Linked DNA regions of Homo sapiens: regions 2 and 3 are each linked to region 1. Evidence: chromatin loops called from intact Hi-C (ENCODE). Cell type or tissue: PC-9. All regions are shown on one strand. Region 1 overlaps SYTL3 (synaptotagmin like 3). Region 2 overlaps EZR (ezrin). Region 3 overlaps LINC02901 (long intergenic non-protein coding RNA 2901).

Evidence for each region. Peaks named below come from ENCODE experiments on the same cell type or tissue, not always from the same donor. Only the 100,000 strongest peaks of a DNase experiment are listed, where the experiment ranks them.
Region 2: a loop joins it to region 1, with 5 times the contacts of the local background. A loop is called at or near these places in 30 of 110 quality-filtered maps.
Region 3: it touches region 1 in a loop (2.9-fold over the local background); 2 of 110 quality-filtered maps call a loop at or near these places.

What each region holds. Positions count from the first base shown.
Region 1 is chr6:158,700,674-158,708,673 of GRCh38, forward strand. SYTL3 (synaptotagmin like 3) reads left to right here. Exons shown (of 18, transcript NM_001242394.2): 7 at 6,557-6,608; 8 at 7,649-7,718. Among named protein-coding and RNA genes, the nearest start is that of SYTL3, 55 kb to the left of the region's middle. RefSeq lists enhancers at 4,177-4,226, 7,074-7,705, 7,706-8,000. In PC-9, CTCF peaks have their summits at 3,711 (motif pointing right), 3,925 and 5,951 (motif pointing left); DNase peaks (open chromatin) are centred at 3,618, 4,008, 6,648 and 7,428; H3K4me3 peaks cover 2,442 bases; H3K27ac peaks cover 5,461 bases.
Region 2 is chr6:158,777,759-158,785,758 of GRCh38, forward strand. EZR (ezrin) reads right to left here. Exons shown (of 14, transcript NM_001111077.2): 5 at 7,551-7,825; 6 at 6,886-6,969; 7 at 5,762-5,908. Among named protein-coding and RNA genes, the nearest start is that of MIR3918, 17 kb to the left of the region's middle. RefSeq lists an enhancer at 6,436-7,635. In PC-9, no CTCF peak of the experiment used is centred here; DNase peaks (open chromatin) are centred at 3,823 and 7,003; H3K4me3 peaks cover 315 bases; H3K27ac peaks cover 7,829 bases.
Region 3 is chr6:158,907,171-158,915,170 of GRCh38, forward strand. It overlaps LINC02901 (long intergenic non-protein coding RNA 2901), which reads left to right. Exons shown (of 3, transcript NR_160980.1): 3 at 2,797-3,183. Among named protein-coding and RNA genes, the nearest start is that of LINC02901, 41 kb to the left of the region's middle. RefSeq lists enhancers at 2,839-3,632, 3,633-4,426. In PC-9, no CTCF peak of the experiment used is centred here; DNase peaks (open chromatin) are centred at 3,401 and 4,771; H3K4me3 peaks cover 1,599 bases; H3K27ac peaks cover 4,257 bases.

The DNA of each region.
Region 1 (8,000 bases):
TGGAGCGATCTTGGCTCACTGCAAGGTCCGCCTCCTGGGTTCATGCCATTCTCCTGCCTCAGCCTCCTGAGTAGCTGGGACTACAGGTGCCCGCCACCACGGCCGGCTAATTTTTTGTACTTTTAGTAGAGACGGGGTTTCACTGTGTTAGCCAGGATGGTCTCGATCTCCTGACCTCATGATCTGCCCTCCTTGGCCTCCCAAGGTGCTGGGATTACAGGCATGAGCCACCGCACCTGGCCTGTTGTATTTATAAGCACCACCTCTTATATGGCAAGCCCTCTTCTGGGTACCAGGGACAGCGAGATGCAGAAGATGAGGCCATGTCCTCAAAAAGGGGAGAGACAGATGCATATTGATTACAGTGGAGTCAGAGGAGTTTTAGTGCAGGCGTGCACAGTAACCACAATGGGGCCAGCCTGGTGAGGACAGTCATGGAATCCCTGTGAATGAACTCTTAGAAGGGTCATGGAGGAGGTGAGCTGGGGTGTAGATGAAGGAGGTGAGCTGGGGTGTAGATGAAGGAGTGTGAGCTGGGGTGTAGATGAAGGAGTGTGAGCTGGGGTGTAGATGAAGGAGTGTGAGCTGGGGTGTAGATGAAGGAGTGTGAGCTGGGGTGTAGATGAAGGAGTGTGAGCTGGGGTGTAGATGAAGGAGTGTGAGCTGGGGTGTAGATGAAGGAGTGTGAGCTGGGGTGTAGATGAAGGAGTGTGAGCTGGGGTGTAGATGAAGGGCTGTCTGGGGGAGGAGCCGTGGGAAGAGGGTCATGGAGGAGTGTGAGCTGGGGTGTACATGAAGGACTGTCTGGGGGGAGGAGCCATGGGGAGAGGGTCATGGAGGAGTGTGAGCTGGGGTGTAGATGAAGAGCTGTTCTGGGGGGGAGGAGGCGTGGGGAGAGGCACAAGGCCTGGAGTGGGCACAGGCAGCTGGGAGGCTCTGTTTGACTGGGGCTGAGCGAAGGAGATGGGGGTGGCAGAAAGGGACAGTGGAGAGGCAGGTAGTCACTCAAGCACCCGCGGCCTCTGGATTTGCCTCCTGGGGCTGCAGTAACAGAGTGCCACAACCTGGGGATCCTCCAACAACAGAAATGTATCATCTCCCAGTTCTGGAGGCTGGTAGGCCGAAATTGAGGTGTCAGTGGGGCCATGCTTCCTCTGCTGGTGCTAGGGTAGAACGCTGCCTCCCTCTTCCTGCTTCTAGTGGGTCTCAGCAATTACCCCAGTCTCTGCCCTGATGGTCACGGGGCTGTCTCCACATTGTCTCCCCTCTGTGCCCATCTGCCTGTGTGTCTAGATTCCCCCTTCCCTTCTTGTTTTTGAGACAGGGTTTTACTCTGTCACTCAGGCTGGAGTGCAGTGCTGCGATTATAGCTCACTGTAGCCTGTCAGTCCTGGGCTCAAGCTATCCTCCCACCTCAGCCTCCTGAGTAGCTGGATGGGAGGATCACTGCAGGCACATGCCACCATGCCCAGCTCATTTAAAATTTTTTTTGTAGAAAAAAAATTAGCTGGGTCTGGTAACTCACGCCTGTAATCCCAGCTACTTGGGAGGCTGAGGCAGGAGAATCACTTGAACCCGGGAGGCGGAGGTTGCAGTGAACCAAGATCGCGCTATTGTACTCCAGCCTGGGCAACAAGAGTGAGACTCTGTCTCAAAAAAAAAAAAAAAAAAAATTTTTTTTTTTTTATAGGACATAGTCTCACTAAGTTACCCAGGCTGGTCTCAAACTCCTGGCCTCAAGTGGTCTCTTCTGCCTCCTGGAGGAGGCTGATGTGGGAGGATCGCTTGAGCCCTGGAGTGAGAGGCTACAGTGAGCTATGATCACAGCACTGCACTCCAGCCTGAGTGACAGAGTAAAACCCCGTCTCAAAAACAAGAGGGGGGGAAAAGAAGTTACTCAGCTTTCTGGGACATGGTTGTTGGTTTCCAGGTGGTCGTTTCCCCCCGGCTTTGTATTAGGAAAATGTTCGAATAGAAGCAGAGCGGTGACCCCGTGTCTGTACAGCCCTCGACTATCCCCGTTTTGGTCTTGTCCCCACCCGCTCCCCACCCTAAGTTATATTTGTACACTTTTTCTGACTTCCTGCAGGCTTTTTAGGCAAGTTGTGGTACAAAATCCGTTTTGTCACTTGTAGACGTTGTGACTTTGGGCCCATGACACCTTATCCCTGAGCCTCGCTTTTCATTTATAAAATTGGGGGCCTGGCACAGTGGCTCACGCCTGTAATCCCAGCACCTTGGGAGGCCGAGGCGGACGAATCACAAGGTCAGGAGATCGAGACCATCCTGGCTAATACGGTGAAACCCCATCTCTACTAAAAATACAAAAAATTAGCCAGGTGTGGTGGCGGGCGCCTGTAGTTCCAGCTACTTGGGAGGCTGAGGCAGGAGAATCACTCGAACCTGGGAGGCGGAGGTTGCAGTGAGCCAAGATCGTGCCACTGTACTCCAGCCTGGGCGACAGAGCAAGACTCTGTCTTAAAAAAAAAAAAAAAAAAAAAAAAATTGGGATGACACCTGGCAACCACCCGAGCAGCAAATGTGTGCAAAATGCTCCGCGCCGTGCCTGGCAGACACGGCTGCCAACCAGCCATGTGCCTGAGACAAGCCCTGGCAGCCTCAGACCTGGGCCCTGGCCTGCAGCTGTTCCTGTCCCTGGCAAAGACGGGTATCCCTGCTAAAGTCACTCGCCAGCCAGACCGGGCAGGGTGGTGGGGGCCCTTGGTCCAAAACACCTGCCTCTCGAGGGATGCCTGTCTGTGAGCATCTCACAGCTCCTTGCGCGAATACTGACATGTTAACAAGAGGTCAAAATTCAGGGCTCTTTAAGGAAGCTTCTAGGAAGAAACAACTGAGGAATCAAAGAGAAGAAGTGAAATGACAGTCAACAGTGGGCTGGTAAAAGCCACACAGGGCAGTGCTGCTCCAACTTCCTTGAGTTCTCAAATCTGCCCGGATCTTGCTCCAATGGGATTGGGGCTCTGCAGGCTGGAGGCTGCCTGGGGCTCTGTGTCTCTAGCAACCCCTGCCCTGCTGAGAGCAACAGCCCACAACTGGGGCAGTGAGGCAGGGGGCAGAGTGGGACCTGCGGGTCCCCCTGCATGCTTTCATATGTCCTGTGAACTAAGAGTGGGTTTTATATTATTATCATTATTATTATTATTATTATTATTATTATTATTTTGAGATGGAGTCTCATTCTATCTCCCAGGCTGGAGTGCAGTGGTGTAATCTGGGCTCACTGCAACCTTTGCCTCTTGAGTTCAGCCTCCCGAGTAGCTGCGATTACAAGCGTGTGACCTCATGCCCGGCTAGGCTAATCTTTGTATTTTTAGTAGAGACGAGGTTTCATCATGTTGGCCAGGCTAGTCTCGAACTTCTGGCCTCAAGTGATCCGCCTGCCTCAGCCTCCCAAAGTGCTGGGATTACAGATGTGAGCCACCACACCTGGCCGGGTTTTACATTTTTAAATGGTTAAAAAAAAAAACAAAAGAATAATCTTTGTGACACATTCAAATTTCAGTGCCCATGAAGTTTCGTGGGAACGGGCACGCCTGCCCTTTATTACTGTCTGTGGCTGCTGTCATAGGGCGGAATTGAGCAGCTGTGACGGGCCCCTCCCTGGGGCCAGCACAGTGCAACGTTCCCTCTCCAGCCTTGACCCAGGCCCCGCCTGTGCCCCGCGTCGCTGCAGCCGGCAGGGGGCAGCAGAAAGCCACGCGCACGCCCGGTCCGTGCAGGAGCCGCAGCGGGGACGCGGGGGATTTGCGACCCGGGCCGAAGCGGAGGTTTCCTAGCTGGGGTCTGAGATGTGGACCTGAGGCAGAACTGCCCGTGGGGGATAGCAGGAGGAGACGAGGTGGGGGTGACAGTAATCGTGCAGGCAGGGCCGGCCTCACCGGGTAGGCAGGGCAATAAGGGACAATTGGTTTGCTGGAGTGAAAGGGCAAGGCCTGCAGGCGGAGGGGTGACCCCGCAGGGTGGGGCACCCCGGAAGCCACGTGGGCCTGGACTTCAGACCACGCCATAGGGAGTCACTGAAGGGTTCCAGGTGGTAGTGTGATAGCCTCAGATTCTCTAAGAGGGATGTGGCTTTTTGGTGACTGTGCCTCAGGATACTGTTGCCACAACCAGGGACAGAGTGACAGTGAGGGCTGTAAGGCCACATAGGGCAGGAGGGACCCAGGGCAGGGTGACAGTGAGGGCTGTAAGGCCACATAGGGCAGGAGGGACCCAGGGCAGGGTGACAGTGAGGGCTGTAAGGCCACATAGGGCAGGAGGGACCCAGGGCAGGGTGACAGTGAGGGCTGTAAGGCCACATAGGGCAGGAGGGACCCGGGGCAGGGTGACAGTGAGGGCTGTAAGGCCACATAGGGCAGGAGGGACCCGGGGCAGGGTGACAGTGAGGGCTATAAGGCCACATAGGGCAGGAGGGACCTGGGGACAGGGTGACAGTGAGGGCTGTAAGGCCACATAGGGCAGGAGGGACCCAGGGCAGGGTGACAGTGAGGGCTGTAAGGCCACATAGGGCAGGAGGGACCTGGGGACAGGGTGACAGTGAGGGCTGTAAGGCCACATAGGGCAGGAGGGACCTGGGGACAGGGTGACAGTGAGGGCTGTAAGGCCACATAGGGCAGGAGGGACCTGGGGACAGGGTGACAGTGAGGGCTGTAAGGCCACATAGGGCAGGAGGGACCCGGGGCAGGGTGACAGTGAGGGCTGTAAGGCCACGTAGGACAGGAGGAACCCGGGGCAGGGTAACACTGAGGGCCGTAAGGTCACATAGGGCAGGAGGGACCTGGGGACAGGGTGACAGGGCTATAAGGCCACGTAGGACAGGAAGAACCCGGGGCAGGGTAACACTGAGGGCTGTAAGGTCACATAGAGCAGCGGGGGGGGACCTGGGGGCAGGGTAACAGTGAGATCTGGAAAGTCACATAGAGCAGGAGGGACTCGGGGCAGGGTGACAGTGAGGGCTGTAAGGTCACATAGACCTGGGGACAGGGTGACAGTGAGGGCTGTAAGGTCACATAGACCTGGGGACAGGGTGATAGGTGAGGGCTGTAAGGCCACGTAGGGCATGGGGGACCCAGGAACAGGGTGACAGTGATGGCTGTAAGGCCACATAGGGCAGGGGGATCCAGAGACAGGAGCACCCTGTGGTATATTGCCGCCCGCAGACTGCTGTGCACCAGCTGTCTCCCAGGTCTGTGCTCGCCCCAGGATGGGCAGGATGAGCAGCGTGGCTGTTTTTCTCTTGCTTCCATGGCCAGCACACTGCAGTCAGGCTGTTTTTTGCTTGGACCTGGATGTTTTCTCTCAGGGGGCTCCTGCAGGTGCTAGCTTTGGTCCCTGACCAGCTGGTCCTACTAGTTGAGTGCCCGGGCTTCAGGCAAGACTGTGTTGTACCTTTTCATTCTGTCTTAGGGAAGTATTTCTTAATGGGGAGGGGAAGGGTCACAGGTGCCTTATAGAATCCTGTGAAAGCCAGATGTCCCCCAGATGAACCCCAGAAAATGCACACAGGCAGGTGGACTCGGAACTTTAGCCATGATTTCAAAGACTCCTGCACTCGCTATGGCCAGCCTGGCTAAGGACCCTGATCTAGGGGCTGCCTTCTTCCTTTGAGGCTTGGGGCTTGGTGTTGAGAGCTTAACATCACATGCTATTTGCCCTCCCAAAGGCCAGCCCATCTGATTTTCTTACTGTCCGTGTCCTTCAGTGGGTCTTATGGAAGTGATGTTTCCATATGTAAATGGTTTTTTTGGAATGGCTGAAATCCCCCAAGCTTCGGCACAGGAGCTAGACTGCCTCCCAGGGTGGCAGGCCCGGTGTTCTGGTCTGTGTATTGGGCAGAGTGGAGCCCTCTGGGAACCTCCCTTAGCAGGAGAATGCTGCTTCCTTCCCAGCCCCCTGCTGGACGAGGACTGGTCTCTTCCTATGCATTTGGCCAGGGAACACTGTGTTCACAGAACTGGGAACATGCTGAGTTTTATTTCTGGCGTCTTAACACATCATAAAAACCTCTTTTCTTGAAACAAAAAGAGTACTATATCAGATGCAGTCTTATTTAGGAAATTATTAGCCTCTGTAACTAGAAATAAGTAGATTACAGTTTTTAAAAGATTAATTTAATCTTCATCACAAGGCAAGCTTACAGGAATAGATTCATTCCATTATGAAATGTTTCCAAAGGACGAATGGAAGATTTAGAAAATCTAATCCAATATCAACTTTTAATAAAAGTAGTCATTCCCAACAATTATGGTTTCATAATGTGTGTGTATGTTTAAATGACTTTAGGAGAGTACAATTTCCATAACATAAAATGTGTCTTTTCAGTCTACAATGCAATGATTTTGAGTAAATTTACAAAGTTGTACAACCATCTCTACACTCTAATTTTGGAACATTTCTATCACCTCAAAATGATCTCTTACTTTTTAATCACAAGAAATGATACTAGAGAAAATAATTTTAATCTACTATTTCCTGTATTTACATTAGCTAAGTGCTATTCTTAATAATAAACGCCCTCTATGGATATCTCTCGCAGGCAAACATGAGACAGTTGGAGGGCAGCTCTTGCAATCTTATCAGAAGCTGAGGTGAGTGTTACAAAGGACAGACCGTCCCTGGCCCTCCGGGGCAGGAGCGCAGAGGACACTCTGCAAGAACTTATAGGTCTCTTGACTTTCACATGTCACTGCTTTGGAATGTGACTCTTTTTTTTTTTTTTCTTTTAAAGATAAAGTTCCTGAAAAAGATTAAAGCAGAGATGTTTCCAGATTCTCATGAGAAACCTTCTAGTTAGCATAGTATTTTCTCACTAGACATTCAGCTCTACTTCTTAAATTCTCCTGAAGTGTTATAAGGAAACTAAATATTATGTTTAATTGCGCTTAAGTGAAATTCTAAAGCAAGCATGTGCTTTGATTAATCATGCCTATCTCTAACACCCTACCCAGCGCCTGGCGCGTTAGAGATACTGGTGAAATAAACATTGATAGAATTGAATAATGGCCTGAGAGATGTGAACTTCTTTGCACAAAATTCTAAAAACTGAGCAGTCATGAAGCTGGCCATAATTCACACACCTGATTACACTCAATTTATTAAAGTGTTTCTGAAAGCTCCCCACCAGCTGCTATTTTGTTTGGCCCATGGTGAAATTTTCCAATATCGAGACTTTTTCATTTTTTTCCTCCCCTGTTCTTTCCCATTTCTTTTAGCACAAGCTTCCAGTTTGCTTCGTGGTTGATTCTCACATCCACAACATTTTTGGCGCTTCTGCTGGTGTGGTTTGTGCTAAGAGAACACGGGAGCGCAGATGGGAACCAGGGGTTTCCCCGCAGCCAGGTGGCAGGTCCAGGCCGGAGCACCCAGGCTGTTTCAGAACACATGACTGAGTGGGGCGGAGTACCCAGACTTTAGGCAGCATCGCCCTCATATAGATACCAGGAAATCATGCCCCTCGTAGAGCAGCAGGTCCAAGCAGGGCTGCTGGCTATTTTTCCAAAAAGTGAGGCAGTTTAAAAAAAAGGCGGAGAACTAGAATTATAGAATAATGGCACATTTTGTGTATTTGTAAAACTAACGGCTTGCATGGTTCACAACCCATTTCTTATGCCTGTGTTTTCCTTGGCAGCAAAATTTCTGTGGTTCCTCCTACTCCACCTCCTGTCAGCGAGAGCCAGTGCAGCCGCAGTCCTGGCAGGGTAACGTATCCATTCTGGGCACTTCTCTAGTAGGGGTCAGGGGATAGAAGGAGAGGAAGCAGGGGAGCTTTCGAGGCTGAGGCCGGGCACGGAACCTCCCAGCAAAGGGATCTGACTGTGCCTGGAGCGGGTCACAAAGCGGGGTGGGGAGCGAGGGCCCTCAGGCTGGGCAGAGCTTCTCTCCTCATTCTGGTCGCGGGACCCTCTGTGTCATCAGCGACCCTTTCTGCCTGCACCCGAGGTCTCTTTACTCTTGGCATGGCATCGGCCCCCTTCCCCAAC
Region 2 (8,000 bases), 77 kb after region 1:
CTGACATGGCCCTTCTGGGGAATTAGCGCAGTCAGTCATGGTGTGCCTGCAGGAATGATGGCAGGACACTGGCCAGACCATGGTTCTAAATGTCAAAGCTTTTGTATACATCCTTTCTTTTACAGTGCTATGCTCTAGAATCACCAATCCCCATTAAAAAAAAACACACCTGGCATTCAAACAGACATGCAATGAGTTTGTTCTTTTATCTTCGAGATGTAATTTTCTTTACAGGTTTCAGAGCATTAAAGGGGAACTCCAGATACCACCTTGCCCTGCTACTGACTTCAGCCTATGTCCTCCTTACATTGAAAGGCTGTGAAAGTGGCACCAGGTAGGCATGTGTTGCTTCTGGAGCACTTTCTCCCAAAACACAAGAGCAGCCTGCTGGCACCAACAGAGAAGCTAGGATCCAAGCTCCGGAGGCTCCGCCCACAGCACATAGCACTGTGAGCCAGCGTGCCGCATCCTGAAACTTCAAGGGGCTGGGATCCCCTCTCCGGCTCCTGTCTCTACACAGGACTCTCAAAACAGGTTCTGACCTTAGAAAATTTAGGCCTCCGGCTCTCTGGTGTGCCTAGAAAGTTTTTCCTCTTAGGACTTTGAAACCTCATATAACAATTCATAGCCACTCATAAGCATAACTGCAGTATCAAAACAAAAAGGTTAAACATGAAAATTATGACTCACTTTTGAGTTAAAGAACTTTTAATTCTTGACCAAAGTTGGAAAATTAAAGCCCAAGGATTTCCTTTTTCCTAAGAGATCACATATAGGACATGAACAGGGTCTACAGAGAAGGTGGCCACAGGGTTTATAAGTGTCCTTGCTTAGGCCACACATTAAAAAAGCGTGATTCTCCAATAACAGGGACCAGACAGAGGCCTTTGGAGAAATGGCTGATTCCAGGACTAGAACAGGGAACACAAAGGATGAACCTGGTGCATCTCGAGGAGCCAGGCAGCAAGGAAGCCTGCAAAGAATGCAGGGCTCACACTTCAAGGTGCTCCTAAAGGCCAAATCTCAAACAACCTGAGCAAGAAGATACATACTCATAGATCATAACCCAAAGACCGAAACACATATCCATGAGTCCATATTAATATAACTGAATAAATGGAGAACAGAAATTGGCTCCTTATAGAATTCCAATTAATACACGTAAAAAGTTTTTAAAAATCACAATTTCTCAAATACCACAGTAATCTCATCAATGGTAGCTAGAACTAGGACATCTACATAGTTTAAAATTATCTCCCCCAAATATACTGACCAATTGTAAAGGGAAGGATAGTGATTTTACAGTGGAGAAACGTGGCAGACACCACCTTAACTAATAATCAAAATTAGCACCACCTAAGATAAGATATACCGACCACATGTGCCACCTTGAAAGAGGTCCTGGAAGGGCAAAACAGCACTTTATTCTTACCAAAAATGTAAAACTCCAAATAATGAGAAAACACCAGACAATCCAAGCTGAAGGGCTTTCCAAAGTCAATGGCCAGTACTCTTCAAAAATACCAAGGTCATGACAAAAAAAGACTGGAACTATCCCACATCGAAGGAGACAGGGAGGTCTGACAACTAACTGTGTGGCTCCAGAGAGGGTCCCGGGGCAGAAATAGGACATCAGTGAGACAACTGATTAAAATGGGAATGAGGTCTAGAGACTGCTAATGTTAATTTTCTTATCTTGGTATTTGGACTACGGTTACATAAGGTGTTAATGTTTGAGGAAGCTAAGTGAAGGGTATATGGGAATTATTTGTACTATTTTTAGAATCTTTTTAAAGTTTGAAATAATATATATATTTTAAATTGAGATGGGGTCTTACTCTGTCACCCAGGCTAGAGTGCAGTGGCACAATCTTGGCTCACTGCAGCCTCCGCCTCCCGGGCTCAAGTGATCCTCCCACCTCAGCCTCCCAAGTAGCTAGGACCACAGGCATGCACCACCACGCCCAGCTAATTTTTTGTACTTTTGGTGGAGACGGGGTTTTGCCATGTTGGCAAAGACCAGCCCAGGCTGGTCTTGAACTCCTGAGCTCAAGGGATCTACCTGTTTTAGCCTCCCAAAGTGCTGGGATTACAGGTATGAGCCACCATGCCCAGCCTGAAATGACTTTAAAATGCAAGAATGGGCCAGGCATGGTGGCTTACACCTGTATCCCAGCACTTTGGGAAGCCAAGGTGGGCAGATCATTTGAGGTCAGGAGTTTGAGACCAGCCTGGCCAACACAGTGAAACCCCATCTCTACTAAAAATACAAAAATTAGCCAGGAGTGGTGGCATGTGCCTGTAATCCTGGCTACTCGGGAGGCTGAGGCAGGAGAACCGCTTGAACCCAGGAGGCAGAGGTTACAGTGAGCTGAGAATGTGCCATTGCACTCCACCCTGGGTGACACAGTGAGATTCCATATCAAAAAAAAAAAAAAAACCAAGAATGATTAAAAAATGTAAATCCAAAATATGTAGCTGAGTGTGATAATGTTCTACATGTCTTAAGATTTTGCATTTTTCAGGCATATTTGTCAGAACTCAACAAATGAACACTTAAGATTACATTTCATTGTATTTAAATTTTACATCAAAAGAACAAAACATAACCAACCTCTAGTATATCATATGCACTTTCATTTTGAGGAAGGATATGGATGCCTGCAGTTTTCTTGGAAATGTGTTAGAGGGCCAGAGGGTGACAGTGGAGTGCATACGGAAAGAGACGTGAGAAAGCAAGCGAAGCCCTGAGTACCTATCCGCAAGGAATTTAAAGAAGAGACATGTTCTGTGGCTCCTGTTTCAGTCCCCAAGCTCCCCGTGCACCCTTTCCCTTTAAGGTGGAAGCCCTGGACCTAGTGCATTTCCAGAAACTCCTACCTACAGAAGGACTTCTATGATGAAATCTGCCCAAAGAGGGATGAAGCTAAGGGAGAAAAAGTGCTTTTACAGGACTAAAGATCAGGTTCCTCTAGTTTTTGTTAGTTTTTGTTTTTGGTCCGAGTGTCAGGTTTCAAATTGTAACCCAGCTAAACTGAACTTCCTCTGTTCACAAGCTTACAATGCCTGTCAGGAGGGCGCTTACCTGTTTTTGCCCTCTTTATACTCCCACCTATTCCAAGCTAAGGGTTTAAAGAAAGATGACAAATAGTCCTACATGCTCCCACTTAATGCTTATGTGTACAATGAAAAGGGAACCCCAAGAGACAGATTTCCCAGCCAGACCCTATTTAATACTAAAACAGGTGTTTTAATAGAGACTTTACTTGCAGAGTATAAATCTCTTAGAGCTCAATTTCCATATTCAATAGATCAGCTTTCTCACCTGAACAATGTTTCAGGCATATCTAATTCTCCTAGTTCTACCGAGAGAGGTAACAGCGCAACAGCTGGCGAGTTCTCAGCACTCCTCAGACTTCAGGACAGTCTCCTGCTTATGCTGCTACCAAGTTGTCAATATTTGTTCAAAAGGGAAAGAATTTGGGCCTATTAAATGACTGAATATCTACATAAATGCTTTTTTCATGAAGAGAGGGGTGTGCCTTCAGGAATGGGGAGAAGAGAGGCAGAAAGTGAGCCTGCCCAACACCCCAGCATGCTCTGTGGGGAAAGAACCATCTGAGAGAGTTGCCACGTTCATCGCTCAATGGTGGGGGAGGGGGAGCAGAGCGCAAAAACAGCACTAAATAGGGCACACAGCTCACGTTTTTACTTGGAAGAAATGGACACTTACGTGGGCTGGGGCAGTTACAAGCTGACATCAGCAAGTTCCTGCCCATGGCTGTTTTCCTGCAGGTTGAAAAACCTGTTTGGACAGCCCTGGCCTGGCCACGTTACAAAATCTGGTCATTGAAGAGATTTCCAAGGCAGAGGCAGTTTCCCACATACGTTCCCACGAGGACTTTGTGCACTGCTCCTTGGCATGGCTGTCTTAATAGCCACGGCTTCAGCTCTAGGGTCTCCCGGAAAGATGGTGTCCTGGTTCCAAGTACCCACTTTCCCCACTTCTTTAAAATTTTTTTTGAGACACGGTCTCGCTCTGTCACCCAGGCTAGAGTGCAGTGGCGCAATCTTGGCTTACTACAACCTCTGCCTCCCAGGCTCAAGTGATCCTCCCACCTCAGCCACCTGACTGAGACCACAGGCGTGCACCACCATAGCCAGCTAATTTTTTAAATTTTGGTAGAGACGGGGTTTCGCCATGTTCCCCAGGCTGGGCAAGACTCCTGAGCTCAAGGGATTCGCCTGCCTCGGCCTCCCAGAGTGCTGGGATTCCAGGTGTGAGCCGCTGTGCCTGGCTTTTCCGTGCTTCTTTACCAATGCTGCATCCAGCACACTTGGAGTAGGAGCGAACCGAGAGTCCTCAATATCTCATTTCCAGGTTCTCTGAGGAGCTCCTGTGACAGCGCCTGCCTCCCTCCCTGTGCAGTATCACCACGTGGGCCCCGGAGGTGAGAGGAGGTTGGGCACAGCTGGCACAGGTCCCTGACTTGCCCAAGTGAAATAGATCTGTGCCCTGGGGTCTGGCAGGAATCCGCGTGGTTGCAAATGGAGATGGACTCATGCAGGTCATTTGTGGAAAGCAGCACCACTCCCTTTGAGAACTCCAGAGAGGGTTTTGGGGGAACCTGAGATGTGGGGATGCTGAGAACAAAAATATCTGAGAACAGATGAGATGGGTGAGCCTCAAGTGGGAAATGGGGAGAGCTGTCATTTCAAGGAACAGCATGAGGCTGGGAAGGAAACCGGTACATCCAGGAACTCTGGGCCACTCTGCTCTTTACGTGGAAAGCAGGAACCCAGGCCAAAAGGCAGGGCTTGGCAAAAAGACCCCAGGAGCATTCTTGCCCTGGCACCTTCTCTGCCAGGCCCCTGAACCTGGTGGCCATCAGATGATTTGTTTCGGGGAGCCCTGCAGAGCAATCAGGCTGACTGTGGACAATCAGGGCAGAGACGGTAGTCAGGAGGCAGTCAGGAGCCTCTCCCTTCTCTTTCCAGAGGTAGTTTCCTTCTGCCTCTTAAATTCAGGTAGCTTCTGATCAGATCAATCCAGAATCTAGGATTATGCTGATGTCGCAGACTCACCATGGGAAACTTGCCCTCATGAACTAGGATGACTTTCCCTGTTTATCCTCAGCAGAAAGAAGGCAAATGCCCTGTATGTGAAAGCGGAACTGCCTGTCCCTGTGGAGAGGCCTGGCTCTGCTGCTCTACCCAGCTTGCTTACAGGCCCTCACTCAACAAACAACGTAACTAATGCGAGGCAATTAAGATATCTCCTGCAGACTCCCAGCATTTAGCTCAAGTGTCTACACGTACAGGCTATTGTTTACAGCTTTTCAAGTCTCTCATCACACCATCAATATTCTTGGTTGGATTAGCACAAACCTCGAGCCAGGAGTCGAGCACTGGCTGGGCTGCCTGCGAAGTAGCTATGGATGGATGTGCTGGTACCTGCAGGCAGCTGGGGTGGAATCTCAGAGGCAGCGGGGAGGAGAGGCAGCCTCTGCTCTATTCTGCCTTCCTCTACCAGGACTGAGCCCACTATCGGCCCCGCCCACCATGAGAGAGGATAACCCACACCTCTGGACCACCCTTTGAGAGGGCCACAGCAGTCCAAAAGCCCTTTAAAAAGTTTCCTACTTTGGGATAGTAAGTTGCTAAATAAATACTTCAAAAATAACCCACAAATTTGCCATTTTGCCATTGTTTCCAGGCCCACCACCCTACCTACTGAAGATAACTGTGAACTTCAACTCACTTATCATCTTTCTCATAAATATTCAGTCCAAGGGCATCAACTCCAAGCCAAAGGTCTGTTCCTTTCTTGTTTTTTATCTCGAAATAGTTGATTCCATACATTTCCAGGTCCTGAGCAATCTTCAGGTATTCCAACATAGCATTATCTCTAATTGGGGAGAGTGAAACAGGCAGAGTCACTGGTAGCACTCAATATCTAGAACAGTAAAACCTTTCCAGTATTTTTAAATTAAGGCGCCTTGTGTAGGATGGGCTCAATGCTGTGTGCTGCGTGCAGGCAGGCAGGGGCCGGGCAGCCGACCGGTGAGGAGGGGACCCATACAGCCCAGAAGCTATGCCTGGGGTGGGGTCCGTGCTGCCCTGGAGCCTCACCACCAAACCCCACACTTTGAAGAAGAACTGATTCACACTGGTTTCTCTAACAGGTTTTTAAGTTTTATCACTCAGCACAATCCTCCTTTTTCTCTTGCCCACACATGTCTTCCCACAACCCTCCTCATAGGCTTTGAGTTGTTTTCCTTCCATAAAGGATGTTTGGGCCAGACAGGAAACCCTGAAGCACAAAATCTGAGGCTCAAACCTCAAACAAACTTCAGAGGCTGAAATAATGCAGACTCGCAAGACTAGGCCAGAGACAAGGCTCTAGGACGAGAACACCCAGAATCAGGTGGCTCGGCCATGTCTTACATTAACAGCCCCACGTCCAGGTTCTCTGACATCAGCATTTCTCACTTGGGATCCTTTTTCATTTATATACACTTTGTAAGACAAGTACCTTCATATAATGAGCAAACCAGCATCTCTTTGACAGAATAATGCTGATTGCAGGTGAACAATGCCCCTCTGACTAAGATGAAGTTTAGACACAACACTTTCTACAAAGGGAGGGTGTAAGCTTTTAGAACCTGAAGGCTTGAGCTAAACTGCTTCTTTCCCCAGGCAAGACACCTGGCTTTGTTTAAAAAAAACCTCTTCCCTAAGAAAACCCCACTTTTAACTCGGTTCCCTCAAGGTCTTCACAAGGCCTGACACAGAGCCCTTTAAAGCACTAACTAGAGTCACAGGAAAAGACATGCTGGAGCGCACGGAGATGGCAAGATCCCAACAGCAGGGCACAGCACTCACTTGAGCATCCCACGGTGTTCCGCATGCCACACCTGGATCCGGTCCTCCCACTGGTCCCTGGTAAGTTTGTGCTGGTCCATCACTCTGGAATGCAAAAGGAAACAGCACTGTCATCCTTAAGGAATGTGACAGGCAAGGAAGGAGGCCCACTTACCACCCACATTCAAACCCTTACTTTCCATTCAAATCAATCAATCCCAAAGAGCTTTGGTTTCTATTTCCTGATGTGCAGCATTTCTATTTATGACAGTTAATCTGGAAGACTTAGCATTTTGAACAAGAACTCAGTTCTGCTGGAAAAACTAAGAGGTATTTTAAGTGGCCTCTTCTTCCAAATGGGGTAATTTTTGTGACCATTACTAAATAAAAACAGATTTCACAGGGGCAACCTATCATACCCCAGGAGGAGCTGAGCAGTCAGGTCGAGAAGTTTGCTATGCCATGTCCCACAGGACACGGCCACGCTTTAGTTTCCATGAGGAATGGCAGCTCGCCTTCCCTGGCTATGTTTCAGGTCGCTGGTCAGTGACTTAATGACTAGCATGAAGGAGCACTTGACACTGGCGAAGTCCTTGTGTTTTTAAACTGTGCTTCTAAGGCAATCACTTCTCCCTGCCGAGGACGGCATGACTGCTCCTGCCCAGGCCGGGTCATCCTGTGCTCACCTTTGAGGGATCAGCCGCTCAGAGCTGAGGTACCCAGACTTGTGCACTTCTTTGTTGTAGTCCCCAAACTTGGCCTGCACAGCGTAGGACCCCAAGAGCACGGCAGTCTCAGGGGGGCAGTAGATCTCATCGCTAAGGATTCCTTCCTTCACTTGGAGGAAGAAAAGTTTCTGGGTGATGTCCTGGATGAGCTCCTCAGCCACATCTTCAGGGTAGAACTTGGCCCGGAACTTGAACTGGAGGGGATTCTCCTTCCTGACCTCCTGGGCAGACACCTGCACGAAACAAGCCACACTCTCCACACAAATCCGGAAGACGAAGGCCCACTGTCCCCAACACAGGCTTCTAACCAAGACTCAATGGGGCCCTCAAGCCAGTTTTCAGGAGATATTTATTCTTAAAGTCATCTTTTTAGCACTCCAGACAAAAAAAGGTTAGTCAAAAGTGCTA
Region 3 (8,000 bases), 210 kb after region 1:
CTGTCTTCCTAATTAATGGCCTTTGTTATTGATTAACATCCCCTTTGTTGTCCTGCCTTGCTGATCGCAGATGACAAAACCCATCGCTATTATACCCTTTATTTTAAAAAATGCTAAATGTAGCCTTCCCACAAACACTGCCTATCATCAGTCAAATTGCTATAACTATGTACCAACCTTGTATGAAAAATGTTCTAATCTTGCTAAAAGCTACCCTGTCTCTCCCTGTATAAATGAAACCTTAACTTCCCTACTTTGAACTGCCAACTCCATTCCTTGGAGTTGGTTTCCTGGTGGACTATTCTCAAACTTTGCATTTGAATACACTCCTTTAAAATTAGATTCTGACCCTTTTGATTATTTCAGGTTGACAGTACCAACAATTGATGTGGCTATGAAGCAATTTACAGTAATGATAATATAAATTGGTAATCACTTGGTAGAATAAGTTGAAAATATCTAATAAAGTTGACAATACACATACGATAAGATGCAGTAATTCCCTTTTAGGTACGCACTGCAGACAAGCCCTTGCACATGGCAGGAGATATGTCAAAGAATATTTAATGTATCATTCTGATACAGGAGCTAAAAAGAAATTATTTAGGCAGATAGTGAGGCTAAAGGAGTCCTTGGCAAGGCTGCCTTTTAAACAAAAAGCAGCCCCCAAATCATTTCTTTTCTAACAAAGAGCAGCCTATAAAATCAAGCTGCAAACATAGATAAGCAAGCTGGAAGCTTGCATGGGTGAATGCTGGCAGCTGTGCCAACAGGAAAAGGCTACCTGGGGACCAGGTATATTCAATATGGAGACTCCATCTTCCCTTTTCTTTGTCACCACGTGTGCAGTAAAGAAGCAGGCAACATGGCACCGGCCAGGTGGAGACCCCACCTGCATAGTAAAAGATTAGGGTGGGGCGGCCAGCTTCTTTGCACGCTATGCAAATGGCACACCCAGTCCTAACCAGTTCTTCGTGCTGTATGCAAATGGCACAACTGGTTTGACCAATCTTTCGTGCCCTAGCTAAATCAGACACTGCCTCCTCAAGCTTATCTATAAAACCTCCTGCGCTTCACTGTGGACCTGAAGACCCGCTCAGGACCCCCTCTATCTGCCCGAGAGAGCATTTCTCTTTCTTTCGCCTATTAAACCACCACTGTTAACTTCACTCCTTGTGTGTCTGCATCCTTGATTTCCTTGGCGTGGGACAACGAAGCCTCGGGTATTACCCCAGATGAATGACACCACGTGAATTCTTTTATAGTAGGAAATTGGAAACAAAATGTCCATTATCAGGAGAATGAATAAATAAATTGTTGTCTATATAATGGAATGCTAAATAGCAATGAAAGTGAATGAGCTAGAGCTGTGGTTGTCAACATGGATAATTCACACAATGTTGAATGGTAAATGTGAACTTCAGAAGTACACATGTGGTATACTTGTACTGGTCCTAGACTGGTGCAAATGGGGCCCCTGTCATGGGTCCCACATCTCAGGAGCTAGGGCAGAGCTTGGACAGAGACCCAGATGACTAGCTTTCCTCTCCACCCTTTGCACAGCTCCTGAGGTTGACCAGATGCCCCTAGCAGCTCTGGGCTGCACCTTTGTGTCCAAGTCTTGGTTCCAGGAAGAACTCTGAGCAGATTGCTCCTGTTGGCTGGTGCAGTTGGCTGGTGTTCCTGTTGGCAGGTGGCATAGCACAAGATTGGGCTGCCAGAATGGTACTAATATGCTGGTTTGGGCAACTCAAATTGTTTATATAGACAGACGCCCCCACAAAAAATACTTGCTTATGATTCCACACACCTTTGGGCATATAAAGCTTAAAAATGTGCAGTATAGGCCAGGCATGGTGGCTCACACCTGTACTCCCAGCACTTTGGGAGGCCGAGGTGGGCAGATTGTGAGGTCAAGAGATCGAGACCAGGCCAGGTGTGGTGGCTCACCCCTGTAATCCCAGCCCTTTGGGAGGCCAAAACGGGCGGATCACAAGGTCAGGAGATCGAGACCATCCTGGCTAACACAGTGAAACCTGTCTCCACTAAAAAAATACAAAAATTAGCCAGGTGTGGTGGTGGGTGCCTGTAGTCCCAGCTACTCAGGAGGCTGAGGCAGGAGAAGGGCATGAACCCAGGAGGCGGAGCTTGCAGTGAGCCGAGATGGAGCCACTGTACTCCAGCCTGGGCAACAAAGCGAGACTCCATCTCAAAAAAAAAAAAAAAAAAAAAAAAAGTCCAGGCGCGGTGGCTCATGCCTGTAATCCCAGCACTTTGGGAGGCCGAGACAGGTGGATCACAAGGTCAGGAGTTCAAGACCAGCCTGGCTAAGATGGTGAAACCCCATCTCTACTAAAAATACAAAAATTAGCCAGGCATGGCGGCAGGCGCCTATAATCCAGCTACTCAGGAGGCAGAGACAGGAGAATTGCTTGAACCCGGGCAGCAGAGGTTTCAGTGAGCCGAGATTGCGCCACTGCACTCCAGCCTGGGTGACAGAGTGAGCCTCCCGAGTAGCTGGGACTACAGGCACCCGCCACCACACCGGGCTAATGTGTTTTTGTATTTTTAGTAGAGACGGGGTTTCACCGTGTTAGCCAGGATGGTCTCGATCTCCTGACCTCCTGATCCGCCCGCCTTGGCATCCCAAAGTGCTGGGATTCCAGGCGTGAGCCACCGCGCCCGGCCTATCATGTTTTATTTCTTAAGCTGGGTAGTGGGGGAGTAAAAGGTGCTGATTGTGTTATTTTTTATGCCTTTGTGTATTATTTGATTTTTTTTTCTTTTTTTTTTAAGAGGAAGAAGTGAAGATAAGAAACCACTCGAAGCCGGTGTCTGGTGCTGGGACCGTGGTGGCTGGGACGGCAGCAGTCGTGCTGTCCATCTGCTCTTCCGAGGGGTGGCACATCCTAGCCTCTATCTTTTCCCCAGAGAAGATCCCCCTCGTCTGCTCTTCCCCCGTCTCAGCCTTTTAGTGTGTGAACAGTTCTGGTGTTACTCAGCAACGCTTTTGTTAGCGCCTTTACCAGCAAGTACTTGTTAAACACTTAAATCTTACAAGTGGAAAGAAAATTCCGTGGTAAATTTAAGTACAAAAGTCAACCAAAATTCTGAGTCTCGGACAAGACTGGTTAAAAATCGTTCTACAATGAAACTAATAAATTAAATCATATAAAACTTTTATTGCTTTGCAAGGAAGCTTTAGTATTAAATGTAAGCATTTTCATCTGGTGATTCTTCCCAGTCTCCTGTGGTAATAATACCTGGACAGGGAAGAAATCTTTTGAGATAACTAAACTATACTGGGAAATGGGCCCCTTGCTAAGTTTCCTGTGGCAGTGACACCCCCTCTGTTGCAAATATTTTCTCCGATGCGTGGTTTCAGTTCCAAGCCAAACCCGTTCTACAGCGTGCTTTGTACCTTTCCAGAGACTGATCGGTATCAGCTTGCCAGGGCTTTAAACCCCATTCATTCTTTCATTACTTAAAAGCCTCTTTCTTTGGAAAACCTTTGAGTGAAGCATAAAATTAGCATCTAAAAAGACATAGCAGCAACTGAACCCAGGAACGTCAGGGAATATGTGACCACCAGCACCATTATTGACCTTCCTAAGTGCAGTTTGATGGGGGAAGGGGCTATGCAGGTGGAAAAAGGTGGCCGAGAGGTGGAGGTCCCCCGGCAGGGGCAGTCGCCTCTCTGGCCTGAGCCAGAAACTCCCAATTCTCATGGGTGGCTGATGAGAGAACCCCTCCCCTCCTTTGTATTTAATCCTTTCTCTAACTCACTTCTAAGCTGACATCAGAAAATCTTTGAAGAAAAGCACAGGGGAGGCCTATTTCAGTGACTTTCACTTCTCTAAATGTTTGTTCTTTTCAGTTAGTTGTAAAATATGTTTGAATAATATTTTCAATTCTCTTTCACCACTGTTCTACAAAATGTGAGCCTGTAGGCATTGTTTTTTTTAAATGAAAAAGAAAAGATTGATTTTAGGAATCACATTCAAAGTGTTTGATGAATCAGGGCTCAGCTTAGCATTCAAGAACATGGCTGGGAAGTTTCCACTTTGTTTTCGCCCTAGATTCGTCTTTAAATCTTTTGTCTCCTATATTTTTCCAGCTCTGTGGACTTCTTTGAAGAGAAGAGGGCTATGAGGATTGAAGAAAGAAAGGCTTTTATCCAGTAATTTGTAATGATCCCATTGGATGATTATGGAATATTTTTTGTATACGTAACCCCTCAGGGAAAATCTGAGCCTATCTCTACCCTTAAAAACTCTGGTAGCCTGATGGCGGGTGGCGGGGAGAGAAGAAATCCTGTTTCTCCTTTCCCTGATTTTGTCCCCAAACTACATCTTGCTTTGAAAGTAGAGGAGTTGGAAGGAGAGGAGTTAGTCTCTCATGGGGCCCCTGGAAGGCAGATAGCTGCCAATCTTTGTGTGCATTTTGTCAAGAATGGCTGCCTTCTAAAAACAAACCAACTCTCCTCGATGCCTCAGGTCAGGGATCTGGGAGAGACTGGATTGTATAAAAGATGTTTCCAAGGCAAAAAAGCATTGCTCTCTTGGGGCATTTACAGAGGATGTCATCAGTGGGCACTTGGAAGTTCTAGAAGTCATGTGGGGTGCTGGTGTCTGCAGTTCCTGGTGTGCTCAGGACATTCTGTGTCTGCATAGAGGGTTGCTGCCCTATGGCTGGCCAGCTCATACCTGCACAATTACTTCCAGCACCTTGGCAGGCAGGAAAGGGACTACAAATATACCAACAGGGTAGGCGTTTGCTCTGGGGAAGAGGCTGATTTGGGGTGAATAGTTCATACCACAGGAAGCCCGCTGTGTGTGGTGGGCAGGTGACATTTGGACTGGGCTCCTGGTGGCTTTTGGCTCTCTTCCAGTTTGGCCTAACAATGAAATTACACGTTGAAGGGGTTTGTTACTGTTGATCTTTATTCCACAGCCTGGCTTCTTGGTAAAGGCATCCATGTTGTCCGTGTCTACATTTCCTCATCTCCCATTAATTCCCCACCAGCCCACAGTTTGCTTTCAGCCTTCACAGCTCCTGGGAAATGTCTCCCCATCTGTTGCCATCCTGGGGCCCCTCCCGAGGCTTAGTCTCCTTCCTCTTCTGCCCAGAGCTCAGCCCCTTGGCTGCTTTGCCACCTCCCTCCTCTAAAGTCACCCACTTTGGGAGCTTCTCATTTTTCTGTCTCCTTTGCCCTTTCCTTATGTTTAGTTGTTCCCAGACTCCTGGGACTTAAGTTCAAACCCCAACTCTACCATTTATTACCACTGAGGCCTGGGCAGGTCATATAACTTGCTTCAACCTTAGATTCCTTCCCTGTGAAATGGGGATAATATAGTACATACCTCATGTGGGGGAAGATGCAAAGAGACAATACTTATAAAGTGATTTACATGGAGCTTCTTATGGGGAAAGTACTTACTAGATGCTAGTTAACATCACTGTTACTCCTTTCTCACTCTGCCCACTGTCCACCCACTACAGCCAGAGGCCTTAACAGCTTCCATTCTTTGAAAGGTTGCCCTCTAGCCTAGCCCTTCCTCCTCAGTCTACACCCCAGGATGCTGGGTATCTCCAGCACCATAAATATTGCAGAGCAGTGAGTAATACCTGTTGGGTTCACTGAACCCACTTCATAGGCCCCACTCCCTGTGCTCAGTGAGCAATAAGTCCTCTCGTAGATTCCACACTGTTAAATAGAAGAAATAATGCTGATCATGGCTGTGCACTTTGTTCACTATGCAAAGGTACTTGGGAGAGCACCGCTGGCTGGAGAGTATATGGTAGCTGGGGGACCCAGGAAGAAGGTCTTTCTCTATCTCAAGCCTTCTTTGAAATTCAGATATGTTGGAAGACTTCCTAGTGTCTTTCAGGGCTGCGAAGTTACCCAACAACCTTTAATTGTGTGCATTGCTTTTTTTTTTTTTTTTTTTTTTTTTGAGATGGAGTCTTGCTCTGTCATCCAGGCTGGAGTGCAGTGGCATGATTTTGGCTCACTGCCTCCGTCTCCTGGCTGGTCTCAAAATCCTGACCTCAGGTGGTCCACCTGCCTTGACCTCCCAAAGTGCTGGGATTACAGGTGTGGGCCACCACCCCCAGCCTGTGCATTGCTTTCTTTCTTTTTTTTTTTTTTTTTTTAAGACAAGGTCTTGCTCTGTCACCCAGGCTGGAGTACAATGGTGCAATCTTGGCTCACTGCAACCTCTGCCTCCCAGGCTCAAGCGATCCTCCTACCTCAGTCTCCCAAGTAGCTGGGACTACAGGCACACACCACCACCCCCAGCTAATTTTTGTATTTTTGTAGAGACAGAACTTCACCATGTTGCCCAGGCTGGTCTTGAACTCCTGAGTTCAAGCAATCTGCCTGCGTTGGCCTCCCAAAGTGTTGGGATTCCAGGTGTGAGCCACCACACCCAGATTCTAATATTTTTCTATAATGCGAGATACAACCTCCCACCCGTGATTGTCGTGATATAAATATAAACATATTTGGTATGGAACCCAGGCCTGAAACCTAGGCTCACCATTATTGTGTCACCTTGTACTGTGACTGCCACCCCTCGAGCTGGCCCCTGCCGCACAAGTCACATGACCTCTGTGCAGAGGGCAGAATCTGCTGGTTCCTCCTGAGTGTCAAACTCCTAGTCCCCTGTCTCCTTGGGGCCAGCTCCCTTCTTTTTGCTGTTGGGACTGACCGACCGCCCATCACAGCTTCCAGCGCTGCTGCTCAGAGCCCCTCCCCGTGCTCTAAGGAGCTGCCCCTCTCCTGGCATTCTCCTCTCTTCCCTTCAGTCTCCTTGAAGTGTGGAGAAAGAGGCAGGCATTTTACAGCCATTTACAGCCAGGCACAGTCCTTCTAGCCCGTTGGAGAGAGGCCTGTCTGTGAGGAGGGGAGGTCTGTGACAAAGATTCTCTCCTTGACCAAACTCTAGCCCAGCCTCCTCTGAGCTGTTTTTCAATGAGGCTCTCTCCTTAGACACATCCTTAAAATCCCAGTTTTAGCAAGAATCCTGCTAAGTCAGTTTAGCCTCGATAGTGGGTCACCCTCCGTATCTGATCAAATCCTCGCCCCCACCATAGCCTTGGCCTGCCTTCAGCAAGAGCCCTCTTAGTTGAGTATAGCCAGAATCCCCATGGCCTGATGTTTCATCTGAATCATTTTCCATCTGCTGAGCCTCCTGCCCTGCTCCATGGCTAACAACTCCCACTTTCCCCTATCTCTCTGTCCTGCTGCAAAATCCCATTGCGGTGGTCCCTGTCACTATCATGATAGTCCTGAGTAAAGTCCGTCCTTTAACAAGGGTGAGGGCCAGTTGTGGTGGCTCACGCCTGTAATCCTAGCACTTTGGGAGGCTTAGGCGGGCGGATCACCTGATGTCAGGAGTTTGAAACCAGCCTGGCCAACATGGTGAAACCCTGTCTCTACTAAAAATACAAAAATTAGCTGAGTGTGGTGGTGCACGCCTGTAATCCCAGCTACTAAGGAGGTTGAGGCAGGAGAATTGCTTGAACCTGGGAGGTGGAGGTTGCAGTGAGCCGAGATTGCGCCACTGCACTCCAGCCTGGGCGACAGAGGGAGACTCTACATCAAAAAAACAAACAAACAAACAAAAAAACCCCAAAAAACCAAAAACAAAAACAACACAAAAACAAGGGTGAGAATAATCTTTTCCTTAACATGTGGGTGGACCACTGCTGCAGGCCATGTGAGATGGGAAAGCTGGGGGCCCATATCCAGCTTTCCCTGCTTTCCCATTGGGGGGCTCCATGTGGATGTAACAACAGGAGAAGCTACAGGCACGTCATGATTTCCCTTGTTCTTTGGGAAATCTGAAAGAATGAATCCTTTCCTAATCCCAGAAAGGCAGCCAACCTTTGAGACCTTGAGGGTAGACTGCAAAGTTCACATCTCACAGGGGTCAGGTAGGTTATGTAAATTTGTAAAGTGTTCCCGGTGCTACGAAAGGGAGGAGTGGAGACTG